Linked DNA regions of Homo sapiens: region 2 is linked to region 1. Evidence: chromatin contacts called from ENCODE Hi-C or POLR2A ChIA-PET data. All regions are on one chromosome and are shown on one strand. Each heading gives the region's core, a stretch centred on a gene start or an enhancer-like site at or near the end of the contact. The rest is flanking DNA. Distances are from core to core; before and after follow the strand shown. Region 1 holds the start of SIPA1 (signal-induced proliferation-associated 1). Region 2 holds the start of CDC42EP2 (CDC42 effector protein 2).

Evidence for each region. A loop is a pair of places that touch in the nucleus more often than their neighbours do. ChIA-PET counts read pairs that join two places held with the same protein, here RNA polymerase II (POLR2A). Pooled maps may share reads with other maps.
Region 2: a pooled map shows a loop between it and region 1 (2.7-fold over the local background). The contact joins the promoter of CDC42EP2 here to the promoter of SIPA1 in region 1. A Hi-C loop is called at or near these places in 1 of 50 pooled maps. POLR2A ChIA-PET finds 5 or more read pairs at or near these places in 2 of 52 experiments (MCF 10A and WTC11).

Annotation. Positions count from the first base shown.
Region 1 is chr11:65,636,851-65,640,514 of GRCh38, reverse strand. It overlaps SIPA1 (signal-induced proliferation-associated 1), which reads right to left and starts at 2,414. Exons shown (of 16, transcript NM_006747.4): 1 at 2,333-2,414. PCNX3 (pecanex 3) reads right to left here. Exons shown (of 35, transcript NM_032223.4): 35 at 3,076-3,664. The coding sequence ends at 3,537. RefSeq lists enhancers at 1,782-1,851, 2,803-3,593 and a silencer at 2,202-2,571.
Region 2 is chr11:65,313,380-65,318,049 of GRCh38, reverse strand. CDC42EP2 (CDC42 effector protein 2) reads right to left here and starts at 3,184. Exons shown (of 2, transcript NM_006779.4): 1 at 3,096-3,184. It overlaps LOC105369344 (a long non-coding RNA gene), which reads left to right and starts at 3,361. Exons shown (of 3, transcript XR_007062727.1): 1 at 3,361-4,279. RefSeq lists silencers at 2,227-2,386, 2,557-2,686, 3,147-3,526.

The DNA of each region.
Region 1 (3,664 bases), core at 1,165-3,664:
TCCCACCAGGACCTAGCCCAACCGGACAGATGACTTGTATTGGCTGGGACGGGAAACCCAGGGGCCACTGGTGTCTGGGTCCTGCCCACTTAACAAAGGGAGGACGTCCTGTCCCCAGAGACCTTCCTCCTTGCCCCTCCCACTTCCTTCAGGGTCCCTGGAGAGCTGATCACCCAGAGAGGTCTGATCTCAGTGCCCTGGACCTCAAGGCCTCAATACCACAAGGACACATGGGTTCCCAGGGAGGCAGCGGCAGGGCAGCAGGAATGGCAAGAGGACTTCCTTCAGCACAGGAAGTAGCCCCAACTGTGGGCCCAGCCCTCTGCCAGGCCCCCACATCCTGAGGAAGGTGCTGGGGTCACAGCAGCTGTCATGGGACCCCAGTCACCCTGCCCTGAAGGACAGGCCAACTCACCTTCTTGCAGGCTACTGTGCCCAGGCTTGGGGGCAAGAGGAGTCACAATGACAGGGACCCATAGGGACCTCTGCCTACCTGGTCTCACTGATGCAGACAGGGAGGTCTGAACCCCATGTGACAGATGGTCAGATGAGGTCCAGAGGAGATGCTCTTGCCTGAAGCAATTCCGTGTCAGAGCTAGGATGTGAGCCTGGGTCTGCCCATCTCCAGGCCCTAAGCAGGGCTGCACCTGCCCACTGCTGTCTGTGTGCGTAGGTTTTGGGGGGTGGGTGTTGGGCTGAGGTTCAAGGTCTCACAGGATGCAAGATTGAGACACCCAAAGCCCCAGGGACCTGCTAAGTGCGGAAACGTGACGCCAGAGGCAGGTGCAAATGGTGGTGTGAGAACTTGAGGGAAGCCACACCCAGGCAAGCCCTGGATGGAGTAGGCAGTGAGGACAGGGAGCTGGGGAACCTCCACTGGGGGTACAGGCATCTAATGGTGGGTCTTCATGCAGCATCCAGCAACATCATGCGGGGCTGGGCCGGAGGGGGGTGGAGGAGGGGCTCCACACACCCTTCGTCTGGGGCCTCCAGAACCAAGCAAGAGTCGGCTCCCCAGCCCAGGTGCTTCTACCTTGATTTCTCCTGAATAAACTCCCATGCTGACCTTGAGCCTCTGTTTTCTCATCTCTAAAATGGGGTTAACTGGCCGGGTGCGGTGGCTGTGGCCTGTAATCCCAGCACTTTGGGAGGCCAAGGCGGGGGGATCACCTGAGGTCAGGAGTTCAAGACCAGCCTAGCTAACATGGTGAAACCCTGTCTCTACTAAAAACATAAAAATTAGCCGGGTGTGGTGGTGCGCACCTGTAGTCCCAGCCACTCAGGAGGCTGAGGCAGGAGAATCGCTTAAACCTGGGAGGCAGAGGTTGCAGTGAGCCGAGATCGCGCCACTGAACTCCAGCCTGCGGGACAGAGTGAGACTGTCTCCAAAAAAACAAAGAAAAAAATTGGGTTTAATTATTTCTGTCCCCTCCCAAGGCTGCTGAGAGACTGAGAAGAATGAGGTGAGTGTCGCTAGCTATGTGTGTGTGTGACGGGTGTAGCCCCTGGCTCCATGAGCCAAGCTCTGGGCACATTCAGCGCTCGGGCCTGGGCTATAGTGTGTGAAGGAGTAGGAGGGCATGAGGGAGGGGGTCTGTGCAAGCCCCGCTCCTTGTGGGCTGAGCTCTGCACGCTTGGAAGTGAGATCTGTGCATGTGTGCACCCAGCCTGTGCGCTGCCTCTTGCTGTGGCCCAGTGCCAGGCTCTGGCGCTGCCTTGAGGGGTGTTCTCGGGCTCTGCCCCCCACCCTGAAGCTTCACACAGGGTCCATTGAGGCTAGGACATTCCTCCGGGCCTGTGTCACTAGGGGTGGGGGGAAAGGGCCGGCCCCGCCCCCACAGATCCGGAAGGCCTGGCTGCCCCAGGAGGAGGAGCTGGCCACTTCCCAGCACATCTGGAGGTCATGACCCCATTTCGGCTGCCAGGGGGCGCGACAGATGTTTCCTCCCAGGCCAGGCCAGGGACTGGGGTGGAGGCCGCCTAAGAAGAAGAGGAGCCTCAGAATAAGGGGGAGCCCCGCACACACTTGCAGTGTTGAGGGGGAGGGGGTCACAGTGCCGCCACCAGGAGTCAGGAGCCGCCGCTTCCACTCACCGGCTGGCTGGCCAGGCTAAGCCGTCACACAGAGAGAGTAGGAACGGCTGGTCAGAGACAGGGGGCTGGACATATTGACTCGGGACTGAGCTGGAGCCCGGAGGGAAGTTGGGAGGGTGCTGGCGGCGAACGTGGCGAGGACCCCACTCCCATACACATCACCCGGGCCCACGGCTAGGCCACCTCTCCCCTGTCGGGCCCGACAGTAGTGCCTCCCGTCCCCTGCTCCCGCCAGTACCTCTGGGGCTCCCGCCCAGCCGCCGCCGCCCGCGCTGGGGTCCCGCTGCCGCTCTCCCGCTACCGCTCCCGGCGCCGGCTCCGCCTGGGGGCGGGGCCATGCTGGGAGGCGGGGCCATGCCGGGAGGCGGGGCCGGCCGGGAGCTGTCTGCGGCGGGAAGCGCAGCAGCGGGGATTCCAGGCCTGGCGGAGGTCAGCACCGAGCAGTGCTCATTCTAAGGCCATTTCCTCTCCTGAGAAACTTGTGCCTGCCTTCCAGACCAACCGGGAGGGCTAGCGGAGGCCACCTAGCGTCCAGCTCCCGGCCAGCAGGTGCTCAAGAGTCTGCCACTATTTTATGGAGCACTTGCTAAGCACTGGGCCCTGGGCAACCATTCCACTAGCGCGCTCTCATTTATTCTAAAAACACCTTAGATAGGTGTCATCTCTTTACGCCCTGGAGCAGCTGAGGTGCAGAGAAAGGCTTTGGCCAAGAACAAGCCTGATAAATGTAGGAGCCACCAGACCTGGAAGTCTGACCATATGGTGGGAAATGGCAGACAATACCCTTCAGATAAAGGCTTGAAAAGGGAGCAGCCATGCGGTGAAGAGGACCCGGTTCTACCTGAACCCCACCTTGGTCTGCCCTTGATCTCTACTAGACTTCAGCCCCACATCCTTCACCCCTCTGCGTGCTTGTCCATCCCAACTTAGCCGCCTGTACTATCATGTACCCATTCCCAGGTAGAAAAAGAAACTGCCAACCAAAATCAAAAATAGTGTTATTAATTCTGATGTCTCCGAAGCACAAAAAAAAAAAAAAAAAAGAAAAGAAAAAAAAGGAAAGAAAGAAACCACCCTTCCCACAATTCAGGCCCCAGGTCCAGGCCAAGGGGGCCACACCTGCAGGCAGTGCAGGCCCAGGGGCTGAGGTGGTCCTGGCCACAGGCTCCAAGTGGGACCAGCCCATGGTTTGGCTCTTAGGGCCTGGCTGGGAGGCTGACTGCCTCCATCTGGGGAGCCCAGGCCCTGGACTGGGGATGAGAGAGATCAGGGGTCAAGGTCAGAGGTCTGGGTCACTCAGTTTTGGTACTCTGGCCAAGGCAGCCAAAGGTCAGGGTTCAGACATGTAGGCCAAAGCCACTCAGTTCTGTGGTCCAGCAGAGAGGCAGCAGAGCAGGTCCGTTACTGAATCCTAGGAGGTGGTCCAGTGGGCGCCAGGTAGCTCAGTACTGGTGTTCCAGCAGGGGCTGGGCTGCCGGGCTCTCACGCTCCTCAATAGGGGCAGGCCAGTCGCCCAGGGCACCCATAGGTGTGCCACTCTCAGGGGCACTGCTGTCCAAGCAAGGAATGT
Region 2 (4,670 bases), core at 1,935-4,434, 320 kb after region 1:
TAGGTTGTCATATGGGCTACCTTGACTAGGGTACACAGCAGGGATGGGGGGTGGGGTCACTGATATGGGAGGAAAGGAGTCATCAATAAAAATAACCTATAATATTTTGGTCCCATGACTATGACATGATAAATGTGTGTAATATATATAAATATGAAAAGATGGAACAGTGGTTTTCTCAAAGTGGTAGAATTTCAGGTTGATGTTTCCTTTCTTGTTCAGACCTCTATGAATTCAAATTCTTACTAATAAGCAATGTATTATTTATATGCACATATTTATGTAGTCAGAAAAAAATTAAGCTATTTTTAATGTGTAAAAATAAATAGCTATGAAGGGGTGTCATACTGATTTAACAGAAAAAAGAAATGAAGCAAGCACTCCCTCTGCTTGAGGGTGGGGGACGCACATGGGACCTGATTGGTCCAGTACACATGAGCCCAGATGTAGACTCAGCATAAAAGGCAAAGAGAGAAACTTGTCCAAGGTCACCCAGTGAGTAAGGGCAGCATGGGAATTCAAGCCAGATGAGCCCACCCTCCTGTACCACTCCCTCCCCAGGCCCAGCCAGGGGCTCACCAAAGGTGGCTCTTGCCAGTTCTTTGCCTCAGTTTTCATTCTGGGCAGGGTGAGGGTGGGGGTGAGGGGGTTGGGAGGCGGGAGCAGGAAGGAGGAAGGAGGATGCAGGAGAAGCAGAGTCCAACTGCCCCCCTCCCCCCACCAGCTGAGGCCCTTGCTCAGGAAACCCCACCCCAGGACCGGACACCCGGGTCAGTCGTACTGAGCCACAGAGGCCGGACATCTTACCCCTCCCAGAGCACCTGGAGCTTAACAGGAAACAAAGGAATGACTCTCCCGTGGCGGAAATCCAGCTCAGCTTGCAAGGAGCTGGGGGAAGGGTGGGGACGCATGGGCACCCTGAGGTCTTGGAATCCCGTCACGCATTCATCCTGTGTCAACCATGCCAGGCCTGGGGGCCATGCTGACAAACATGCAATTTGTCGCTCGTCAGGAGAGAAGTCCTGGGGGGGGCTTGTCTTCCTTTTCACTCATGGAGCGTGGGGCTGACTGGTGGGATGTACCCAGAGCCTGGGCCAGGTCCTCCCCGCACCCCCAACCCCATCACACGGCAGCGCCAAGACAGCCTGAGTGTTTCCACAACAAATTGGGCGTCCCTGACAGCTGTCTCACTCACAGCCAGATGTACACACCCAATTCCAGATGTGGGGAGAATCGAGGGTGAGGCCAGCATCAGCGGCCCAGGGGAGAGCTGGGAATTACAACCCTCACGCCCCAGGAATTTAGATTTGGCAACTGCAAGACCCTAGGATCCAGCTTGCCACGCACAGTTTCTCATCTTAAAGCTCCCAGTCACGGCATGGTGGGGTCATTACGGCCCTTTACAGAAGTCGAAGCTGAACCTCAGAGATGTTAAGTAACATTGGCGACGTCATCCAGTTAGGAAGTGGAAGAGTGGGTACCCAGCCTGGTCCACGTGGTTCCCATGCAGTGGGCCACGCCTACTTCCATAATATGTTTGGGGAGCGGGAGAGAAAGGGGCTCACAGCTAGGCTGGGAACAGTGGGTCCCCAGATCTCCTCCATCTACATCCTGACCTTTGGCTGCCCCCGTCTGCCCAACTTTCATGTGTCCAGAGATATGAGAATGAGGTCTCCATCAGGACAGGGCTGTGGGGAGCTGGGAGGGGAGCTCCCTGCAGCAGTCGGGGAGCAGATAGGAGCATCCTAGCTCTCTGTGATTGCCCTGGACAGGAGCCCTGGACCTCCCAATGAGAAAATGACTTCCGGCAGGCAGGGATCCTCCTATCATGAAGAATATTAGGCCACCTCACACCCCCTCTTCTCCTAAATCAGGAGACTGTCCTTAAATCCAGCTCCACCTGGGACTTCCTCAGTAACCTTCAGCAAGACGCCTCTCCTCTCTGGGTCTCACCTTTCCCATCTATAAAATGGGCTGACAACGAAGCCACCACTAAAGGGCCACTGGAGATCCCACTGCAATATTGCAGGTGAGAGCGCCAATGTACAATAGCGGGGTTCAGCGGGTCACTGTAGGTTTTATCATTCATTCAGCAAATATCTACAAGGCCTTCCTTCCTCAAGCACTTCGATTCTCCGGGGCCAGTGCTTTGAACAATAGCAAAAACGAAGGGCTCCTGACCCCAGGCGTCCACCTCCTCCCGCCCTCCTAGACCTCGAGGATGCAGAGACCCTCTAGCGGCCGCTGGGTCTCCCGGGGTCCCGGTGCCTCCGGAGAGGTGCCCGGCTCCGCGGCCGCCAGGTGGCGCGCGTGCTCCCTTGATCGCCTCGTGTCCCGGAGGACTCCGAGAGCGCACCGGGGTCTCCAGCGCCCCTCCCCCGGGCTCCAGGCAGGCGGTCCCCAAGGAGCTGCGCGTTCAAGTACCAGATGGGGATTACCTGCGAGATCTTTTTGCTTCGGGGTTTCTGGTCCCACAATCGGGGAAAAAGGGGGCGATTGGGGACCCTGCCCTAGTCTCCAAGCTCTGGGAGGAGCCTCCCCCCTGTGCTTTCCGGCCTGGGCGATGTCCTAGTGTCCGCTCGGCACAGGGCCAGAGCTCGGGCGTGCGGGCCCCCGCCCCTCCCACGGGTCCGGCTCCTTAGCTCCGGCTCGGGTTCCTGCGCCGACCCCTCCCCACTCCTACCCGGGCGGAGCCCAGCCCAGCCCGGATCCGTTTCAGGACATTCGCGGCCGCAGCTAAAGATAGGAGAACAACTCACTATCGGCTAAAAATACGGCCCCCAGCCCCGGTGGGGATGCTGGGCGGCGGGGCACCCCTGGGTCTCGGGAGGGGGGCGGGGGCCCGGACACAAAATGGAGGGCAGAACGGGGAATTCGGGGTCGGGATGCGTTGCGCCCCCACGGACCGTGGCGGGCACGGGCGAGGCTGCGGGAACCCAGATGCGGGTGGGAAGCCCCATGGAGCCCTAGGAGCCCTCGAAAGGAACTGAGTGAGGTGAGAGGCAGAGCCAGGGCGCGAGCTGGGGCGGGGCGCCACAGAGATGGGCCTCTCGGGGGACCCCCGCGAAGCTGCGAAAATCCCAGCCCGAACTCACCGTGAGGCGCGCAGACGGCAGACCGGCGGACAGCAAGGTCTCAGGAGCTGGACAGCGCGGCGGCCGGACCCGACCGGCGGTGAACTTACAGAGTGCACCGCGGACCCCGCAGCCCCGCCCCGGCCCGCGGAGCCAATGCCGGGGCCGCGCCAGCCAAGCCCCTCCCCATCCCCGCCCAGGCCCCGCCCCACTCCGGGCACCGCCCGGGGCTCCCGGCGTGGGAGGTGCCGCTCCCGGGTCCAGCGGTCGCGCGCGCCCTGGAGTCCTGTCCTGGTTCTGGCGGCTGAGGGCCGGGTGGCGCAGGCGGCCTCCGGCTGTGCCCATGGGAACTAAAACCTTCGGTTCTAGAAGAGCCGGGGGAGAGGCTCCGGGAAGACCGAATTCTTCAGAAATCGCAGAGAGACCTTGGACCGGATCCTTCCCTGCAGGGCTGCGTCGGGGAAGCGCCGGCACAAGTATATTCAGCGACTTCCTTGGAAGCGCCTACGTTAGAATACTACAAACTTACAAGCTAGTTGATCAGTTTACCTCCCACTAGAAAAGACAGTATGGGAAGGCAGAGGCCGCGTGGCCTGGACCCCCGTCTTTGCTGTCAGGCTTCCAGAGTGAAGGTGGGGCTCATATTCAGACTAGTTCCTGGTCCATTCATTCTTTCAGTCAGTCAGTCAGTCATTCCTACAGGGCCAGAAACTTTTTTTTTTTTTGAGACAGAGTTTCGCTCTTGTTGCCCAGACTGCTCACCGCAACCTCCGTCTCCTGGGTTCAAGAGATTCTCCTGCCTCAGCCTCCCGAGTAGCTGGGATTACAGGCATGTGCCAGCACACCTGGCTAATTTTTGTATTCTTAGTAGAGACGGAGTTTCTCCATGTTGGCCAGGCTGGTCTCGAATTCCCGACCTCAAGTGATCTGCCCGCCTCGGCCTCCCGAAGTGCTGCAATTACAGGCGTGAGCCACCGCGCCCGGCCCAGAAACATGTTTTGAAGGGCAGGCACCGCACAGGGTGCTGGAGACAGACTGAAGGAAACTGCACCTCTCAGTGACTCAAGAGAGATTTGTTGAGTATCTACCAAGTGCCTAGCGCTGTTCTTGTCCCTGGGGATTCAGCCTCTGGATTGGGACCTGCAGCCCAGAGAAGGGAAATGGGGGAAATCCAAGTTCCCAGGTACATCATGATACCCTTCCAGGTGGGTAAGTGCTAAGAAGAGTGGGGCAGAGGAAGTGGTGGGTAGTGACGGGGTGGACAGACCTCACTTTCTAGAGGATGACAGCTATGCCAGCTCAGTGTGACCAGGATGGTTGGCTTCAATGCTGTCAGTGTGGGAAGGGCTTTTAGGGAGGCAGAGCCGGGAAGACCTCAGTGGGGGAGGCAGGATGCTGGGGGTGGGGGAAGATGCCAGACAAGCTGGGAGGTCCGGATGGGAAGAAGGGGATCATGGTAGGTAAAATAACAGCCCCCCTAAATATGTTCACATCTAGCCAGGTGCTGTGGCTCATGCCTATAATCCCAGCACTTTGGGAGGCCAAGGTGGGAGGATTGCTTGGGTCCAGGAGTTTGACACTGACACCAGCCTGAGC